Regions from separate parts of the Homo sapiens genome. Here region 1 is linked to region 2. The links are chromatin contacts, found by Hi-C or POLR2A ChIA-PET in ENCODE. All regions are on one chromosome and are shown on one strand. Each heading gives the region's core, a stretch centred on a gene start or an enhancer-like site at or near the end of the contact. The rest is flanking DNA. Distances are from core to core; before and after follow the strand shown.

Region 1 (5,074 bases), core at 2,115-4,614, 59 kb before region 2:
AACAAGACCAAAAAGCAAATTCTCAACTCATAACTTTTGTTTTCTTTTAAGGAGAAAGACCTTTAGAAAAAACAAGAAACATTGGTATCCAGGAAAGAAACAAAGTGGATGAAGATTATATGAAGCCACTAGCTACTCTAAATGAAGTACATCCCTGACTCTTGAGAACTACACACTGGGTTCTTAGAGAATGTGGAAACCATCTTGTTCATTTGGCCATCTCTGATTCAATGGAGAATGGAAGAGGATCCTCAAAGACTGGAGACTGGCAAAAAGTGGTTCCCATTTTATTATTATTTCTTTTTAGAGATGGGGGTCTTGCTATGTTGCCCAAACTGGCCTTGAACTGGGCTGACACAATCCTCCTGCCTCAACCTCCCTGGGACTAAAGGTGCACACCACCATGTTCGGCCTGGTTCCCATTTTCAAAGAGAAGGAGAAGGTAAATTTTGCAAAGTATATAAAGCTTTCAACCAAGACTTTAAAGTGAACTACAAACTTTAAATAGGAAAGCCTGGTCAGCGAACTATACCTGTTGGCCAAATTTCACACAGTGCCTGTTTTATACATCAAGTTTTAATGATGATTCAGCCTCACCCCCTTGTTTATGTATTGTCTACGGTTGCTTTACCACTGCCCTGGCAGAGATGAGTATCCCTCAAAGTGTAAAATGATTACTATCTAGCCCTTTAGAGGAAAAAGGGTAGATCCCTTTTTTATATTTTATACCTTGCTGACATATAAAACAAGCACTGTGCGAAATAAACAAAACCAAAAACCAGACCCCTGATTCTAGTAGCTTTTGTTGGCTCACTAAAAACAATTCATATCAGACCAACCTTACTGCTTTTAGAGGGTTATTTGACTGGTAAAGCAGGAAAATGAATGCTTTTAGGCTTCCACAAGGCATAGAACACACAATAACCTTGTGGATAACATTGAGACACAGGATCTGAAGACAAAATTAGGAGAAAGCGTAACTAGGTGATTAAGAAGAATCTTTAGTTTCCTAAAAGGTTTATTATTAAAGGTATTTTATAACATCTAGTTCATGGTGCCTGGATCTTATTGTAACTTCGTCTCTATCAAGTTTAACTCAGTATATTTGGAAGATACTGTGACCATGGAACCTTTTATCCCCTTAACTTTACAGGTAACTTCTCTGAAATGTACACATGGCATAATGTAAAAAATATCTACTTTTCTCCCTTCCCTGTTTAATGTTGAAATGACTGCTTTTAAAAATAGTTACTTAACAGTGATTCAAGCACTGTTATTAAATATGTCATTTCCAAAATTCTGGTATAGAGGAAAAGAAAATGGCTTTGGAGTCAGTCTGACCCGATTTAAACCCTGGCAGTTGCCTAAAACTTGGGAAAACTGCTGAACGTCACAGGGTGCCAATTTTTATGTTTGTAAATGTGACTAATATCTACCTCATGGAGAGATTAAATAAGTGATATATGCATGGTAAATGCATTATAAATGTTAACTATAGCTTCTCCAACTCCCCATGGTGGGCATGATCTTACTTTTCTGTTGATGTTAACTGGATTATATTGGTCTTTACCATGTAAGGTGAAAGTCTTTTAACTTGAGATGTCCCCCGACCCCCTGAGATACGGTCTTGCTCAGCCCAGGCTGGAGTACAGGGTGCTATCATGGCTCATGAGAGAACTCCTGGGGAGCTGGGACACTCAGGAAGGGATACTGAATGGGGTAGGGGTCTGGGACAAATGTTGTTGGAGGGAAGAGAGGTTCTGGGTCCCTGTTAGGTTAAGGTCCTCAGCAAGCAACAATAGTCTTTGACGTTTTTATTAAAATTAAGTATATTATTATTAGCCTTATCTCAGGTAAGAACCTTCACTTTGAGAGGCTGAGAAGACAGTTCCTCAAAGGGCAGCCCTGTTCATAAGGAAGGGCTATGCTGAGCTAGAATTTCATGTTTGGCAGAATAGTACTTAATCCAGCATATAACCAAAATCTGAAAAGACAAAGCATATTATTATCACAGTCTACTGTATTTTAAACGTTAAAAACAGCTTTCTTTAAACTACAGAAATTATTATGAAATGGTTAAATTTCAAAATACTGACAATACAAGATGCTGGTGGGGCTGTGGAGCAAAAAGAACTCTCGTTTATTGCTGGTAAGAATGCAAAATGCTACAGCCACTTCGGAAGAGAGTTTAGCAGTTTCTTATAAAACTAAATATACTCCCTACCATGTGATCTAGCTGTCATGCCCTTTGATATTTACCCAAAGGAGCTGAAAACTTATTACCACACAAAATCCTGCTCATGAATATTTATAGCAGCTTTATTCATAATTGCCAAAACTTGGAAGCAGCCAAGATGTCTTTCAATAGATGAACAAACTGTGATACATCCATACAATGGAATATTATTCAGTGATAAAAAGAAATGAGCTATCAAGCCACAAAAAGATATAGCGGAACCTTAAAAATATATTGCTAAGTGAAAGAAGCCAATCTGAAAAGGCTGCATATATGATTCCACCCATATGGCATTCCAGAAAAGGCAAAACTGTGAATACAATAAAAAGACCAGTGGTTGCAAGGGATTCGGAAAGAGAAGGATAGATAGGTGGAGCACAAGGGATTTTGAGGGCAATGAGCTATTCTGTGTGATACTATAATGATGGACACATGACATTATACATTTGTCAAAACCCATAAGATATACAATGCCGAAAGTGAACTCTAATTTGAACTACAGACATTAGTTAATAATAATGTATCAATATTAGTTCATCAATTGTAACAAATTTACCACACTAATGCAAGATGTTACTAATAGGGGAAATTGGAGAGGTAGTGAAGAGAAATATGAAAACTATATTTTTCACTCCATGTTTACTGTAAAAACTAAAATTCCTAGGCAGAAAGTCAATAAAAAGATGTATAGTTTAAAAGAGTTAGTATACCCCCAATACATTATAACTTAATTAAATTGAGCATAAAAACACATTAGATTTTTCTTTTTTTATCCCCAAAGAACTACATGCCCCTTAATACATCACCTGACTTACCTTTCCCATCCTCATTTAGAGTACTCAGACCATCTCAATTCCACTTTTCTGTTCTTATGAGAATTTCAATGCTGGCTCACTCCTTTCTAATGAGTTGCCACTGTATGGACTAGACTAGCAACTGTTTCCTATACTCATCACCTTCTATGAAGTCAGTATCACAATCAGGATAGACACATGGGTAGAATGATGATGAGGTGAAAAGCAGCCAAGGAATCTCCTAACAGGAATACACAGAATTGTACAGTCATGATGATGCTATTAGGGTAAATATTTAAATAATAATTGTCTACGCAAACCATGCTTAGAACACTAGGATGAATCATTCCTTCCTCCCAGAGGTGGCTTGCAATAATTCTTCAGGTCTTGCCTCAGAGAGGGTTCTTCTTAACCATCTTGGCTAAAGTGAACTCTCCCAATTCCTCTCTCATCAGTTATTGTTTTCAAGGCCCTGTCACCACCTCTTGTCTGCTTTTTGTTTACTTCCTTATGGTCTGTCTCTCTTGCTGGAGCGTACGCTCTATGAGGGGCTGGGGTCCAGTATCTCTTCTTTATTGCTCTCTGCCAGTCACATGGTAAACTAGCAGTTTATCAAATGCCTAAATTATGTGACTGTCAAAGGAAAACAGACAGGTAAGGGCATTCCTACACTCCAATTTGGTAACGTGGACTCTCCATCCATATTTTGAATAGGCTATGTTACATGACATTACTGTCACTACATCATTAATTTCAACCAGGCTGTAAGATATTTTTGCAAACTGTTTTGAATATAGGGCCTAGTGCTACCTGGGGACTTAATGAATGACTTCAATGAGGAAAACAAGGAAAAGTAGCTATCCTAGAGGACATTAAGTTTTATTCCTATCAATGTATATACTCATTTACAAACTCCTACCAGTTTTGCTTTTAGTAATTAAAATAATTACTGCACATTAATGACCCTATTCAATGTCATATTTCACTTTCTTTTTACCCTCGTTAGATCTTCACAGTAACTTTGCAAGGTAAAAATTATCTTCCTTTGACTGATGAAGAAAGCTGGGTCACAGAGATTAAGTAACTTGTCAAAGGTCCATAACTTGTAAAAGAAAGATTCAAACTCAGGTCTGTCAAATCCCCAAACCCACAGTTTTCCCCACAAAGCCAAGTAGCCTGCCTTTGTTCTAACAGTCTTAATTTCACAAAACTACTTTCCCTGTTGCAAAGTTGATAATAATACAGCGTGTAGATCAATATTCCAAAACTACAAGCAGTGGTGCATGTGGGCAAGGCATTCAGTCTCTCGGTTCACAGAACCTCATGTAATTCATATCTCACACCTGCTAGAGCAACTATTTTTGTAAAACAGATGCTTCTGAGAACACCCTGCCAGGATCAGGCATAGTTTAAATTTCTATGTATTGATAGAGAAAGGCATAAGGAGAGAGACTGATTCACTGATATATTATTCCATGTAGCGAGAACTCCTAGGGCTTATTCCACTTGAATTTTTAATTCCCTTTCTGGCTTTTAGGACACTTTAGCCAATAAACTTACAAGTGTGGGAAAGAGTGGGGCAAATAACATATTATCACAGAAGAGGAAGGTAATCATTGGTACCTGCCATGAATAGGAAGACCTCTCACTGGTAAACAGCATACTTTAAATGATGTGTGAATTAAATCCAAACAAAACAAGTCAGAATGTCCTTTGTAACCTAGAAACCACACTTCCTGGGCTGCGAGGACACAATAATCAGAACCACTAAACCAAACTTCAAGATGTTCCAGCTGGGCACGGTGGCTCACGCCTATAATCCCTGCACTTTGGGAGGCCAAGGCAGGCAGTTGCCTGAGGTCAAGAGTTCAATACCGGCCTGGCTAACATGGTGAAACCCCTTCTCTACTAAAAATACAAAAAAATTAGCCAGGCATGGTGGCGCACGCCTGTAGTCCCAGCTACTCGGGAGGCTGAGGCAGGAGAATTGCTTCAACCTGGGAGACAGAGGTTGCAGTGAGCTGAGATCACGCCACTGCACTCC
Region 2 (4,406 bases), core at 1,384-3,883:
AAAAGGGCCACTTAGTCCAAATTTAAATACCATATTACCCTAACACAAGATGACAATGCAAAATTTGCTGATCTTGCACTGATTCATGTGACAGTCATACACAATTGTGTGAGCACTCAGGATGATTTAAATATGAATTATGCCCATGATGTTTATTCTATAAACACTCACAGATTTTATTCCAGGCCTCCTCCTGAGCAGTGGCTCCTGATCTCAAGTCACAACACAGCCCATATTTAACGAGGGTAATTCCTAGTTTTCAGAAGTCTTTATAAGATGAGAGCAGAAGAGGTGGGAGGAGTGGGAAAGTGAAAGAATGGAAGGGAAAGAGAATGACCGTGAGAGAAAGGGAAATGGGAGGGGGGGGGAACGGAAATTAGCATCCATATTTTTAAGAAAACATATTTGTATCTGCACCAAAAAACACTGCTATAGAGAAATATTATCAAATATTTTCACAAATTCAAACACAAACACACATCCCACTGGGTGCCACAATTCACTTACAAACTCTTCTAAAAGAAACAAATGATACTAGTGCCAGAAATAATAAAAGTCAGTTGAGAAGCTAGCACACTGAACCAAAATGGACTCCTATTTTTGCTGTTAAAACAAGTTTGTTTTGCAAACCAAAGCTGTCTAAACCTGGGGAGAATATTATCTCAAAGTATCCCTGATTTTGTGGAACTTAAAATACTTTTTATAAACTACACCCGCATCCTTCCACCCCCCTACACAAACTTACATAAGTGCTAATTTCAAGGGAATGAGGGCTGTTTTCTTAAGTATTTTATGCTTGTATCAATTTGCTTTTCTCTGAAATAGCCAAACATAGTAAAGAAAATGCTTGTTTTATAGACAGGAAGATAGAACACAATGATCTTAAAGGATATTCAATGCAAATAACGACTTAATGGAAAATTAATTATGTAAAATTGACTTTGAATACAATTAGTCATCAATCTCTTCTATGTATTTGTGATTTATCTTGATATAATATTGTACCATTGTTTGGTATCCACAGAAACAACTGAGAAGATGAGTTTAAAAACATACAGAACAAAAGTAAGAATCAAGATTACTGCAAGATAGTTAACTCATAAGGCAAATTCAGAATGTCGCAATGAATGTCATTTTTGTAAATTGCTACTAGCAATGCAATCATTTGTTAACTTAAATTTCTTTGTAACTCACTGAAACTCCTTTATACATAAACAAGGTGGAGGCATTCACCCTATCAAAGCTTAATTTTTTTTTTTTGAGGCAGAATTTCGCTCTTGTGGCCCAGGCTGGAGTGCAATGGCATGAACTTGGCTCACCACAACCTCCACCTCCACGGTTCAAGCGATTCTCCTGCCTCAGCCTCCCGAGTATCTGGCATTACAGGCATGTGACACCACTCCCGGCTAGTTTTGTATTTTTAGTAGAGATGGGGTTTCTCCATGTTGGTCAGGCTGGTCTCAGAACCCCCTACCTCAGGTGATACACCCACCTCGGCCTGCCAAAGTGCTGGGATTGAGGCGTGAGCCAACGCGCCCAGCCCAAAGCTCAATTTCTTAAATTCGTGGGACTGGTAAGGAGGAGGATGGAGTTGGGGTGTGGGCAAATGGATGGGTACAAAGGAAGCAGAGCTGAAATTTGTTTTTAATTCTAGAGCAGTGGAAGGAAAAGATATTTCTTTCTTTTCTCACTGCTAGGGTGACCAGTAGAGTATGCTGGAAAGAAAAGGGGATGAATCAAATGCAATGAGGCATTACATTATAATTCAGATTTTTCTACCAGCAGGAGCTTATGTGTTCCAGAGTTCCAAGCCCCCAGCAGAGGGCAGGATGCCCTTTCCCATAGAAGCTGAAGGCATCTTTGAGTTATAATTAAAGTGATCATACCTGGGTTTGCCCAGGACAGTTGTTTTGGTACAATTAGTCACTGCAACCCCTTTCACTCACCTAAGTGTCATGCTTGTATGGTACATGGGCAGCCTAAGTGATAATGGAAATCAACCACAGTATAGAACATCTTTTCTATGGAGAAAAAAAAAATGCTCCAGTTTACATATGAACTTGGACACAAAGTGTATAATTAGAGATTGTCCATGTGTGCTAATATCTATCTGGGTCCAGTAACATTGCTTTCTAGCCCTCCCCCTCTTTATTTTGTTTTACTGTTCTGCCTCTGAAAGGATTCTGAAACATCCCTAGAGTTATTATGCCTTTCAATAAACAATATGCTATAATTCTTCAATTTTGACACTATTTTGGAAGTGTCACAGTGAAAACAAGAAACTGTATTAAAGAGTTACTGCTTCTTTCACTCGATAAATACTCAGTACCTACTGTTTGTTCGTATCGGTCTAGGCACTGGTGATTCAGCAGTGAACAGAACAAAGTCCCTGTTCTGAGTTTCCCATTCTAGTGACAGTAAAAACAAGCAACAACAAACTAGTATGTATTTATATATTGCCTGGTAGAGAGAAGTACTATGGAGAAAAATATATCAAGGTAAGAGAATACAGGATAAGAGGAGGTTGCTATTTTGCATCAGGAAATCAGTGAATGCTTCTCTAGTAAAGTTATGTTTTAGCAGAAATCTGGAGACAGTAAGGAAACAAATCACATAGCTATGTGGTGATACCAAGAGCGAAGGCCAGAATCTGCTTAGTGCATTTGAGGAGTAATTAGACAGTCTAAAGTTAAGAGAGTTAGTGACAGAACAGTGGGAAATAAGACCAGAGAAGGAGCTGGAAGCTAGATCACATGTGAACTTTGTAGCTTTTGTGACAAAGTAGACAGGGAAACTCTTAAAGGATGGGGGTCTGAACAGAATTATAATATGCGACTTACTTTTAAAGGCTCATTCTGGCCACTATAATTCAGAATAAACTGGGGATAGAAGAGTGGGAGGATAAGAGAAAGAAGACTAGCAGACTAGTTAGAAGACTGTTACAATTAGTAATTCATGTTACAGATTATGGTGACTTGGATGATAGGGATAGCAGGAGTGTTAAAAAGTGGTTAAACTCTGGATCTATTTTTAATAAAGTTTTTATTTTTAAATAACTGTAGATTTACAAGAAACTTTCAAAGATAGTACAGAATTCCCATATACCCCTTACGCAGATTTCTCCTATTGTAATTTTATAGTCCATTTCTCCCAACCAAGAAACCAACACTGGTATATTACTATTAACTAAACTCCAGATGTTATATGGACTTCACCAAATTTTCTCATCTACTTTTAAGATAAAGTCAAATAGGATTTACTAATAAATTGTGGTGGAGTATAAGAATGAAAGAAGTGAAGGCTATCTCTAGGGTTTCTCCTGAGCAAGTGAAAGAATGAAGTTCTTCCATTTCAGCCTTCTCCTAATTCATATCCACATTTTACCATAATTTTCTATAATGAAAGTAAAAATCTCTACTGCCAAAATTTCAGTTAAAATCTTAAAAAATGAACACATTGCAGAAAGCATTATTTTGAGTCAGTATCGATATACTGACTCATAAAAGTTTGAACATATCAAACTTTGCTTGTCAAAAAAAAGATTTTGAAGTTTACTTGTAAACATGAATAATCCACAGTCTGCTCAGACTGAAATTTACAGCAAGACTTATGCATTTAATGAATTTTAGAAGGGTAAGAAATTCCCCCAAAATAAAATGTTAATGAAAGCTTATCAATAAAAATGCAGAATAATCTGCATCAAAATGGAAGACTCAGTCACATCTGTAACAATTCACAATTGACAAAAGACCTGCTGACATGTCTTATTTCAAATATGTTTCTGAAGTTCAAATATCAGTATTTTTAGATTTCAACGTTAAACAATGAAAAATGCTTTCTCAATTCAGCTCCTTTCAAAGAGAAGATGAGTGATGAAAACGAGCATAAGCCATGACAGAGCATAATGGCAATCTTATGCCCTGGCCTTGCCAGGTAAATGGGCTGGAATTTTACAAGATAACTAAAACAAACAAACAAACAAAAAAAAAAACAACGGGTTTAAAAATGAAAGAACCAGAGTTTAGAATTGTGTGCATGGCTTTTAATATACAAGTAAATTCATCAAGCCATTATTTGGGTTTTCCTTTAATTCTTCATCTAACTTCTCCCGCTTCCATGTCCATCCTTATCATTATTTCCTGCCCAGACTTTCAAAAAGGAGAGTTTACCTTAGCTTTTTCTCCTACTCACTGTCAAGCAGTCAGGAAAAAAAAAAAAAAAAGCTTAATTCTTAATTGTGGCTAGGGGATTTACCTCTTTAACCCTCAGTTTTTTCATCTGTATAAACTCAATAGAAAGCTCCTCTTACCTTCATCTCAAGGTTATTATGGGTAATGAATTAAATAACATACGTGAAAGTTATTCACAAACTGCTAGGGAGCTCTGATAGGGTATTATTGTCATAT

Evidence for each region. A loop is a pair of places that touch in the nucleus more often than their neighbours do. ChIA-PET counts read pairs that join two places held with the same protein, here RNA polymerase II (POLR2A). Pooled maps may share reads with other maps.
Region 1: a map of endothelial cell of umbilical vein shows a loop between it and region 2 (2.4-fold over the local background). The contact joins two enhancer-like sites. A Hi-C loop is called at or near these places in 4 of 168 maps with a recorded cell type or tissue (HepG2, IMR-90, PC-3 and 1 more) and 1 of 50 pooled maps. POLR2A ChIA-PET finds 5 or more read pairs at or near these places in 5 of 52 experiments (AG04450, BJ, GM12878 and 2 more).

What each region holds. Positions count from the first base shown.
Region 1 is chr11:108,927,686-108,932,759 of GRCh38, reverse strand. The region is part of intron 17 of DDX10 (DEAD-box helicase 10); the gene reads right to left. Among named protein-coding and RNA genes, the nearest start is that of DDX10, 270 kb to the right of the region's middle. Within about 2 kb of position 3,364, at least 5 of the 41 ENCODE cell types and tissues checked have a DNase peak (open chromatin) inside an H3K27ac peak, as active enhancers do; they include endothelial cell of umbilical vein, where a contact is called at or near this core.
Region 2 is chr11:108,868,783-108,873,188 of GRCh38, reverse strand. The region is part of intron 16 of DDX10 (DEAD-box helicase 10); the gene reads right to left. Among named protein-coding and RNA genes, the nearest start is that of DDX10, 210 kb to the right of the region's middle. Within about 2 kb of position 2,633, at least 2 of the 41 ENCODE cell types and tissues checked have a DNase peak (open chromatin) inside an H3K27ac peak, as active enhancers do; they include endothelial cell of umbilical vein, where a contact is called at or near this core.